Linked DNA regions of Homo sapiens: region 1 is linked to region 2. Evidence: chromatin contacts called from ENCODE Hi-C or POLR2A ChIA-PET data. All regions are on one chromosome and are shown on one strand. Each heading gives the region's core, a stretch centred on a gene start or an enhancer-like site at or near the end of the contact. The rest is flanking DNA. Distances are from core to core; before and after follow the strand shown. Region 1 holds the start of MFSD2A (MFSD2 lysolipid transporter A, lysophospholipid). Region 2 holds the start of RLF (RLF zinc finger).

Region 1 (5,475 bases), core at 1,151-3,650, 210 kb after region 2:
TGTGCCAGTCTCTTCTAAGAACAGCATCCCCAGCAGGCCCCATTCTCCCTCATTCTACCGCCTACCCCTTCAGGCTCTGTTGCTCATGCCAGGCAAGGAGGAGTTGCCAGACCTTTCCAGCAAAGACTCCTGGAGTGGAGACACTCCTTTACTGGATACTTTCCAGGGTCTTCTCATTTCTTGCTCACTGACTCAGAGGCAGCAAAGTAGTGATTTGGGGTCCCATTTCACAGATGGGGAAAACTGAGCGAACTGACCCAGGGGTGCATAGTCTTTCCCACCTCAGGATGCTGAAGGAGCCCTCGAAGGCTTAGACCACTCACCTGAGCCACATCCAATAGGTAGATCTGAAGGAAGAAACCCAGGGCACAGCCCGTCACCTGGTAGGGGGCTCCCCCAAGTGCATAGCAAAGCTTGTTGCAAACAGACAACTGTTGTTTCTTCTTTTTCGGTTCTTTCTGGGAAGAGGAGGAAAAGATGAAAGGCCCAAGGTTCTGGCCTCCATCCAAGAAGGTTCCACAGGAAGGACCATCCCTCTGGCCAGCTCTACCAGAACAAACAACTCTGCTTTGACCTGTTCCTATCCAGGAGATCCCACCTTTTTTTTTTTTTTTTTTTTTTTTTTTTTTGAGACAGAGTCTTGCTCTGTTGCCCAGGCTGGAGTGCAGTGGTGCCATCTCGGCTCACTGCAAGCTCCGCCTCCTGGGTTCACGCCATTCTCCTGCCTCAGCCTCCCAAGTAGCTGGGACTACAGGCACCCACTACCACACCCAGCTAATTTTTTGTATTTTAAGTAGAGACGGGGTTTCACCATGTTAGCCAGCATGGTCTCGATCTCCGAGATCCCACTTTATACAAAAGAAAGGTGTTCTCCATTCTTAGGAACATGGAAAAGGGGAATCCATACTTGTGTGAAAGTAGCCCCTAAGCCACCTCCCTCCTGGAGATTCTAAGGAAACTTATCAGCCCACCATCCCTAAAGAACTCCTCCCAAGGCCTCAGGCACTGCTCCTTTCCAGGTTTCAGGGGGAGCATGCTCCAGCAGCCGACCTGTCCCCACCCGGCACCAGCTGCCACAACCTGAAAATCCGCTTGCTGCCAAGAGCTGCCTGAGCCCAGCCCAGGCTCCCACCCTGCCTCAGAGACAGGATCCACCTGCCTACTCCTGGTGAGAGCTCTAGAGAGCTACGGGGGCCCGGCCCAGCTGGCTGCAGGCGCAGCTGTTCCACCTATCCCAGAGCATCCCTGACCACTATAGGCAGCCAGAGCTTCAGGCGGACCCAGGAACTGTCCTACTCTCCAGCTTCCCGACCCATCGCCCTCCACCCCTGAGCTCCTAGAGGACCTTGGAGACGGGAGGAAAGGCCTCCAGGTTCAGGCCTGATCCCTCTCCGGGTGGGGCACTAGGGAGGTTGGGTTGCCCAGGGAAAGTAGATATTACTCATACATAGTAACAGCATAATTGCTCACCCAGCTCCTTCCAAAGATCAGTTAATAAAATTAAAAGGAAAAGGCAGTCACCTCCCACGAAGGTATCTATTGCCTGAGATCCTTTCCTAGGGGGCCGCCTCATTTTATTTGGTCCTTCAATAAGTCCCCAGGGCTGGGGATGTGGTCGATGGTCTCGATGCGCAAAGCACCGTTCCCGCGCGAACATCCACATTCAGACAAATGCCTGAGGGACGCGGCTCCTTTAAGAGCAGAGCTCTTGTTCTTATGAATGAACTTGAGCGGCCCTAACAGCAGAGTTGAGGCGCAAGAGTAGGTGGGTGGAGTGGGAGGTAGGGGATGAGAGATGGGGAACCAAGGGGAGTTTCCCAGATTTCTGGGGTCATCTCTGGGGTTTGGGGCGGCAAGCCCCAGCCGCTCAACACGGAAGAATGGAAACCGGCTAGGCAGAGCGGGGAATCACATGGGGCTGCCGGCAGAGCCTCTCCGCAGAGCGTGGAGTGCGGGTGAGCAAAGGGGGGCGAGGGCGCCCACAGCTTTTCTCCGTCACCCCCTGTCCCAGGGCACCCCCAGGTCCTCTCTGGCTCGTAGGCTTCCTGTCCCTGGCTATCCCAATGGTCCCCTGACCAGGCCGACCCCGGGACGCCCCTGATCCCCCATTTCCGCCTCCTCCCTCCCCTCGCCCTCCACGCGGGGTGCCGGGCCCTCACCTTCACCTGGGCCGGGCGTTCAGTGCTTTGGAGGATGCTGGTGGGTAGCAGCCCCGCCGCGGAGCCGCTCTCGGCGCCTTCTCCTTTGGCCATGACCCGCGGGCCACGCCGCTTGGGACCTGGTAGACGGGATGCTCCTCTGCCCCGCAGGCCGCTGCTCCTCCCAAGCTCGCTTCGTAGCAGCCTTAGCCACGGCCGCCGCGCGCTAGCCAAGCCGGCTGGCAGACGAGGAACGCACTCTGCTGCACGCCCCCTCCGCGCCTCTTATAGTTCTGCCCAGCCCTCTCGGTTGCGGCCAATCCCCGAGCCCCGCTGCCCCGCCTCCAGCCAATCCCGTCGCCCGCCTCCCTGCCCCCGCCTCGCCCGGCGGCTCTGTGCCACCGAGCCACGTTCTCCAAGCCCCGGAACCGGCATCTGCCTGCGCTGGCTCCTAGCAATCCGAGAAGCAGGCCGCGAGACCTCCCAGACACGCGCGAGGAAACCGAGGCCCCAGGCTGAAAGTGATCTGCCCGGGGTCCCCGATCTGCCCGAGGTCCCCGAGGTCCCCAAGGTCCGACTCTCCCCGAGTCGGGCCTACCACCCATGACTTCTGAGCCCCAGGCCTAGGAAAGGTAGGGGCTCTGAAGCCCACTTTAAAATCTGGAGTCAGGGCCTCTCTCCTTCTTCAAGCCTAGAGGACGTACGCTGACACTTTCCCTCCTGATGCCTCTCTCTCATCCCCGAAGACACACCATTCCCCCGTCCTGCCCTTGGCATCCGGGCAATGGGGAGAAAGATGAGGCAATCCAGTGGCTGCCCCTGCCAGAAGGGAGCTCCCAAGTCGTGGAGAGAAGCCGGGGCTACGCCCGCTAGTACACTATGACAACAGTGGCCTTTTTATGGATAGCTTCCTCCATGCTTAATATGATCTCTTTCGGCCCTCAAAAACCACCAAGTGAGGGTGGTACTATTATTATCCCCATTTTACAGCACAGGAAGGGGAAACTTGGAGAAGTGAAGCAACTGTTATGTAGCAGAGCCAGGCCTGAAAGGTTTTGTCCGATACCAAAGCAGTTGCTCTCAACAGCCCTGCTCTATCCCTCTTAGCATAAATTACAGACGGCAGAATGGGGTGTATGTGTCTCCCAACAAGAAGCCCTGGGAGATACATGGCTCCAGAGGCACTGAGGGTTGAAACAGGGAAAGTTTTGAAAAAGAGAATGCCCAGAAATGTGGTCCTCAAAAGAAGATGGGAGGGCATTAGTTTGGAACAGAAGGCAGGCACGGATGCCAGAAAAGAACAGTCTTTAGTTCCACCTCTGAGTCCCTTATGTCAATGTCACCCCGGTCTTTCCAGTTCTCTGATTAGTGAAGGGGCTGCTGGAACTCTCAAAGGCTACCCACCCGGTTCCTGTGCTCCTTAATGTCAGCCTCCTTCTTCCTTTCTTTAAATCTCTGATTGCAGGGAGGAGAGATAAGGTCTATCTGCCCCAGGATGGTCACACCATGCTCCCTCATACGCCAGCAGATCCCATCTGGGCACACAGCTCTTGGCCATTGCTGAGCAGAAGAGAGCCAAAGTGAGGCACTGAATACTGTGGAAAGGGAATGGCTGGCCCCATTACTCCAAGCTGTGTGACACTGTTCTGTCTCTTTTCCCCTCTCCAGGCTTGGTTAGCTAAGCTCCCTTGCAGCCCCCAAATCTTCTCTCCCACAGTCACACCATACCACAAGTGATCTGTATCCCCCGGTTGACAATGAGCTCCTCAGGTAGGAACCGCATCTTTTTCACTTCTGTGTCCCCACCAACTAGCTTAGGGCCTGAATTATTGTGTTCAGTGAATGAATGTTCAGTCTTCCCCTGCTAAGGTACAAGCACACAGAAACCCATTAGGAAAAGCCCTAAGTGTCTCCATTTACTAGCTGTGCGGCTGACTCTGAACAACTCAGTTAACCTCCCTGTGTAAAATGGTGATATTAATAGTAGCTACTGGCCAGGCACCCTGGCTCACGCCTGTAATCCCAGCACTTTGGGAGGCTGAGGTGGGTGGATCACGAAGTCAGGAGTTCCGGACCAGCCTGGCCAATATGGTGAAACCCTGTCTCAACTAAAAATACAAAAATAAGCCGGGTGTGGTGGGGCACACCTGTAGTCCCAGGTACTCAGGAGGCTGAGGCAGAAGAATCGCTTGAACCCAGGAGGCGGAGGTTGCAGTGAGCCGAGATCGTGCCACTGCACTCCAGCCTGGGTGACAGACAAAGACTCTTGTCTCAAAAAAAAAAAAAAATTAATAGTAGCTACCTAATAGATTTGTTTTGGGGATGAAACAAGAAAATGCACAGGAAGCATTTAGCACAAGTGCCTGGGAGCTGAAGCTGGGCTGGTCCCCCTCCTGGCCTGATTCCAGTCTGTCAGTGTAGCAACGCAAGATTCCAGATATGGCCTGACCAAGCCAGCACAATAGGCCTATTATTTTTTCCAGTCTGGATGCGACACATTGTTAATGCAGCCTAAGACTGCTGGGCTTCAGAGCCTTTCTCTCCCATGATTAGTTCCCATCAGGTTGTGGTCAACTAAATCATTCAGATCCTTTTCACCGGAGTTGGGGTCAAGTCAGGTCTCTCCCCGATCCTCTGCTTTCTGTAATGTCTTGAGGCTCACAACAGAACAATGTCATCTTGCTTATTCCAGCCTGTCGAAATTGTTGTGGATGCTGGTTCTATGGCTCACTGTTTTCTCTCACTCTAAATTTAGATCTGGCTGTCCCTTGCAACTTCAACTCCACCAGCCATGTTGTTGGTCAGGACAGAGCCCCATAACACAGCACTAGAGACACTCACTGTCACCACTAACTGAATCACGGCACCGCCAATACAACAGCTCCCAAATACCAAGCAGCCACTGGTATGCTGGGCAGCGTGCCCCATAAGTGCTTTAAATATACTATCTCATTTACTTCTGTTTTTTTTTCTTTATATCTCATTTAGTCCCAACAACACCACTGGAGAGAGTTGTTTTTATTACCCTCATTTTATTTATTTTTATTTTATTTTCTTAGAGATAGGGTCTTGCTCTCTCCTCCAGGCTGGAGTGCAGTGGCACACACGATCATAGCTCACTGCAGCCTTGAATTCCTCAGCTCAAGTGATATGATTAGGCTTTGTGTCCCCACCCAGATCTCATCTTGAATTATATCCTAATAATCCCCATACCCCCACAATCCCCACATGCCAAGGGAGAGACCAGGTGGAGGTGACTGAATCGTGGGAGTGGTTTCCTCCATGCTGTTCTCATGACAGTGAGTGAGTTGTTACAAGATCTGATGGTTATATAAGG
Region 2 (5,498 bases), core at 818-3,317:
ATATATGTGATCCTTTGACAAGCTTCAATGTGACTGGTTACATTCATTCTTGTCATCTTTCCAGGGAGACAACTCAAGCTTAGAAGCCTTACCCAAAACCCACAGTTGTTTTCCTGCACCACCCCTCTCCTTCCATTAGTTTCCCCTCCTCCCATAGCATTCTGGGTCCTTACCAATCTCTACCTTTGGCACTGGGATGCTTTCCCCACCCCAGACCTTCACGTGACTCATTTTCATCCTTGCAGCCCATAGGGTCTTACTAACTAAAGTGGCCTCTCCCAGTTACTTCTTTCTAAGCACATACTACAATTTATAATTAACCTTTTTACTTATTTTTCTAGTTAATTGTCTTTCCCATCAGGATATCCCATGAAGGCTCTCTCCTCACCATTGTCTCTACAACACCTCCTTTTCCATCATTACCAAAACCGCACTGGAAATACTGTCATTCCTACCACCTCCCACCAACTGTAAGTTCATCAAGGCTAAGTGCTGTCTTACTCATGTTTCCCCAGCACTTGGTAAAGTCCCTGGCACTATCCTATGAAGTCAGTAAAAATCTGTAAAATAAATGAGCTTACTAAACAGGGATGACTACTACTAAGGAAGCAGAGAACAACAACACGTTAACATTTAATAGTACAGGGCAATGTTGCAGGTTGTACACACAAAAATTGGAGTGGTACAATCCACGGAAAAGATTAGTAAGGACAAAATTCCATTCAGAGAGATGAGGTGCTTCTGCCTCGGCAGAGAGAGGGAAGAAAAGCAATCAAGCAAGCTAACTTTTATTCTACTCCGGACCAACAGAGCAAATTGCCCCCCAAAATTATTATTTTAGAACGCCGCAATTTATTCAGCATACTGGACTACTTATTAGACTCCAAGTACCAACATGCCACGATTATTTTGCATTTTCTAAGGTACAACAGATAAGGAGCTGATGGGTGCCTCTGAAACCTGACAGAACAAACATTGGAAGCAGAAATAATAATGGCCAATATTTGTATTTGTAAAAGACTTGAAAACATACAGAAAAATCTCGGAGTGGTCATGGAGACTAAACTAAACACACCCATAAATATGTAATCATAGGTTAGGACCCACCAAGGCACAGAAATGATCATACGACTGCCAAAAGAGGCCACACTCTACATCCCTCTTCCCATCCTCTTCTACTCAAAGAGTCAGCCTTATTCTCGGTAGCACAATCCTCTCAAAGAAATACAGAAAAGACGAAAGAACGGCTTAAACGTAAAAAAAAAAAAAGCAAAAACCAAACAACCAACCGGCTCCGCAATCCCTAATCAGAAAGCTCTAGACGCCTTTCGAAGCCAACTGTCATACCTTTTAGGAGCCCAGAAGATGTTAACTCCAAAAATAAGTCTCTGGCCCCAACACACCTCTCTGGATTATTCAGAAAAACCCGGGTTTACCAGTTCGGAGATCTGCACTCCACTCAAAAAAGGATCTCCCGGCAGGGACAAGCAATCAATCCCTCAGGGGGCAGTGGCGCTCCAACCACCCGGCCAGGACACAGGCAACGGCGACAGGGCACAGCCCTTCCAGGGACCCGCCAGGGCCCTCCGGGATCTCAGTAAGGCTCAGAGCAAAACGACCCAGCGGTGGCCAAAGTCGGGCAGTGGCGCAGGGGGGCCAGCGGTCGAGCTTCCGAGCTGGGCCTTCCCGGCCCGGGGGCGCGGCGAGTCACGGAGGTGGCGCCTTTCAGTTTGGACCCGGCTGCTTACAGAGGATCCAGGGCCTCCTTCCCTGACTTCCCCGCCCCGCCGCCCTCAGCCAGCCAGTCAGCCCCTCACCTGGCAGAAGCTCCGGCAGTAGTTCAAAGATGAGACCTCCGACACCTCTTGCTCCCTCAGCTCTGTCTCCAGCTGCCACAGACACGGCCGCAGTCCCGAGGCTCCCGGCGCTGGAGATACGGGGCGATGACCCCGAACCATGGACTCAGTCTCGACTCCATCTCCGGCTCCCGCTACCGCCGGAGCCTCAGCCCCAGCCCCGGCGACAGCGGCGGCGTCTCCCTTTCCGTCCGCCATCTTCCCACGGCCCACCAGCGCGTAGGCAACCAAGCCACGTGACTCAGCCCTGGCCCTGCCCCCGGCCGCCCGCGCACTGTGACGCACTCCTTAGCGACGCGGGCGCCCGCCTGATTCCGTCACTCGGACTCCGGGTGCTCTCAGTGGCCTACGCATCGCCAGTCCTGACAACAGCCTAGCAACAACTGGCTAGAGGCTATGCCCACCTAGACCCCTTTGAGGTCATGGGATCACGGAGCCAGAAATGCCTGTAGAGCAATCTAGATTTGAGGGGGATGACATTTGAACTGCGATCTGAAGGGACAAGAGGAAGGTAGCCCTGAAAGGAACATAGCGAAAAGCATCCCTGGTAGAAGGAAAATAAGCAAAGATTGTGAGGCCGAAATGAAGAGTAACATCAAGGGAACTTGGTTTATGATACAGACGGCATTACAAGTCAGTGGGCGAAAGGACAGACTCTTCAATAAATGGCGATGAGACATTTTTTCCAAAAGGGAAATAAATGATTAGATTTCTACCTCAAACCATTTCCAAAAATAAGGCCGAGATGGATTAAAGACCTGCAAACATTTTTCAGAAAATAAAAATAGCTTTATAATGTCAAAAATAGGGAAGAATTTTTTTTTTTTTTTTTAGACGGAGTCTCACCCTTGTTGCCCAGGCTGGAGTGCAACAGTGCTATCTCAGCTCACCGCAACCTCCGCCTCCTTGGTTCAAACATTCTCCTGCCTCAGCTTCCGGAGCAGCTGGGATTACATGCATGCGCCACCATACCTGGCTAATTTTGTATTTTTAGTAGAGATGGGGTTTCTCCATGTTGGTCAGGCTGGTCTCGAACTCCTGACCTCAGGTGATCCGCCCGCCTCAGCCTCCCAAAGTGCTGGGATTAGAGGCGTGAGCCACCGCGCCCGGCTAAGAATTTCTTAATAAGACCGGAAAAGCACAAACCATAAGGGAAAATATTTAGATTTGACTGTATTAAAATGTGTTACTTCCGTATAACAAGTTGAAAAAGCACACAAAGACAAGCCACAGACTAAATGATATTCCCCATATATATAACCATTGTTTATTGTTGTTGTTTTTTGAGACAGGGTCTCACTCTGTCACCCAGCCTGGAGTGCAGTGGCACGATCTAGGCTCACTGCAACCTCTGCCTCTCAGGTTTAAGTGATTCTCGTGCTTCAGCCTCCCAAAGTAGCTGGCACTATAAGCGTCCGCCACCATGCCTGGCTAATGTTTGTATTTTTAGTAGAGGCGGGGTTTCACTGTGTTGGCCAGGCTGATCTCGAACTCCTGGCCTCAAGTGATCCGCCCGCCTTGGCCTTCCAAAGTGCTGGGATTACAGGCGTGAGCCACCGCGCCCAGCCATAACCATTGTTTTGATTAGTATCCAAAACAGTTCCCGGGCTGGGCGAGGTGGCTCACGCCTGTAATCCCAGCACTTTGGGAGGCCGAGGCGGGCAGATCACGAGGTCAGGAGATCAGGACTATCCTGGCTAACACGGTGAAACCCTGTCTCTACTAAAAATACAAAAAATTAGCCGGGCGTGGTGGCGGGCGCCTGTAGTCCCAGCTACTCGGGAGGCTGAGGCAGGAGAATGGCGTGAACCTGAGAGGCAGGGGTTGCAGTGAGCCGAGATCGCGCCACTGCATTCCAGCCTGGGTGACAGAGCAAGACTCCGTCTCAAAAAACAAACAAACAAACAAACAAATAGTTCCCAAAATCGAAAAAGGCAAACAACCCAATAGAAAAGTAAATTAAAAAGCTGGACGTTTTGGCTCATGCCTGTAATCTCAGTACTTGGGAGCCCAAGGCCGGAGGATTGCTTGAGTTCAGGAGTTCGAGACCAGCCTGGGCAACATAATGAGATCTTGTGTCTACAAAAAATGAAAACAAAATTAGCCAGGCGTGGTGGCATGCGCCTCTAGTCCCAGCTACTTAGGAGGCTGAGGTGGGAGGATCGCTTGAGCTCTGGAAATCAAAGCTGTGGTGCAGTGACCCAAGGTGGCATCACTGCATTCTAGCCTGAGGGACACTAAAAAAAAAAAAAAAAAGAGAGAGAGAAAGAAAAGTAGGTAAAAAGGCAGTTCACCAAAAAAGAAAACTGAATGGCCAATAAACCCAAGAAAAAATATATAATTTTGCTGTAACTATCAAAGTACAAGTAAAACAACAATTTCATATCCATTAGATTGACAGGAATTTTTAATTAGTATAGGAAATAGGAAAATGGAACTTATATACCCCTGCTGGAAGCATAAATTGACATATCACTTAGGAGAATAATGTGTAATATTTAATGAAATAGAAGATGTACATGTCCTGTAATTAAGCAATTCCTAATAATAAGGGTAATAATAATAACGGTCAATATTCATTGAGATTTAATATGTTCCAGGCACTTTTCGAAGTTCTTTATATGTATTAACTCATTTAATTCTACTAACAATATCATGAAAATTTATTGCCATCATTTTACAATTAAATAAACTAGAGCACAAAGAAGTAACGTGCCCAAAGTGACACAACTAGTGATGGTGCCTGAAATTCAATCCTGGGTAGTCTGGCTCTAGAATCCACCCTCTTAACTGTCATGTTGCTCATATTCATTGCAGCACTATTGGGAATAACAAAATATTTGAAACAACCTAAATGTTCAACAGTAAGAAATAGATAAACAAATTATGGTATGTTCACACACTGAAATATACAGCCAAAAAACATATGAAAACTGCATATATCAACATAATAGGCATAAAGCATGATAAAAAAACAAATCGCAAGGGATATTTAACGTATTATTCTATACTGTAAATTTTGAAAACATAGAAAACAAATGCTCAAGTAACAAAATATTAAAACTAGGGATATTATAGGCATGGCATATATCACCTTTAGAATGGTAGGTAGTTCTTCTGGGGAAAGAGGAAGGGAAGGAGGTATAAGGAGCATTCACTGTATCTGTAATGTTTTACTTATTTTTTAATGTGAAGCAAATATTCAATTATACCAGATGCATTGAGCATATATTATGTGTTAGGCACTTTTTCAGGTAATAGAGATTCAGAAAAGACATGTAGTTTACATTTTAATGGTACATGTAGCTAAGTATTAATTAAAGTATTAGATCTGGCTCTATAATCTATAATATTATTATATATTATTATATAATATCTATAATATTATTCCCTATTGGCTGGGCTCGGTAGCTCACTCCTGTAATCCCAGCACTTTGGGAGGCCGAGGCAGGCAGATCACGAGGTCAGGAGATCGAGACCATCCTGACTAACACGGTGAAACCCCGTCTCTACTAAAAAAATACAAAAAATTAGTCGGGCGTGGTGGCGGGCGCCTGTAGTCCCAGCTACTCAGGAGGCTGAGGAAGGAGAATGGCGTGAAGGGAGGCAGAGGTTGCAGTGAGCCGAGATTGCGCCACTGCA

What was found. A loop is a pair of places that touch in the nucleus more often than their neighbours do. ChIA-PET counts read pairs that join two places held with the same protein, here RNA polymerase II (POLR2A). Pooled maps may share reads with other maps.
Region 1: a pooled map shows a loop between it and region 2 (5-fold over the local background). The contact joins the promoter of MFSD2A here to the promoter of RLF in region 2. A Hi-C loop is called at or near these places in 6 of 50 pooled maps. POLR2A ChIA-PET finds 5 or more read pairs at or near these places in 3 of 52 experiments (K562, WTC11 and activated CD4-positive, alpha-beta T cell).

Annotation. Positions count from the first base shown.
Region 1 is chr1:39,952,070-39,957,544 of GRCh38, reverse strand. MFSD2A (MFSD2 lysolipid transporter A, lysophospholipid) reads right to left here and starts at 2,400. Exons shown (of 14, transcript NM_032793.5): 1 at 2,160-2,400; 2 at 324-458. The coding sequence starts at 2,252. RefSeq lists a silencer at 2,449-2,578.
Region 2 is chr1:40,157,956-40,163,453 of GRCh38, reverse strand. It overlaps RLF (RLF zinc finger), which reads right to left and starts at 2,067. Exons shown (of 8, transcript NM_012421.4): 1 at 1,818-2,067. The coding sequence starts at 2,054. LOC105378671 (a long non-coding RNA gene) reads left to right here and starts at 2,176. Exons shown (of 3, transcript XR_947232.3): 1 at 2,176-2,489. RefSeq lists enhancers at 1,163-1,778, 1,782-2,291, 1,779-2,395 and a silencer at 3,404-3,605.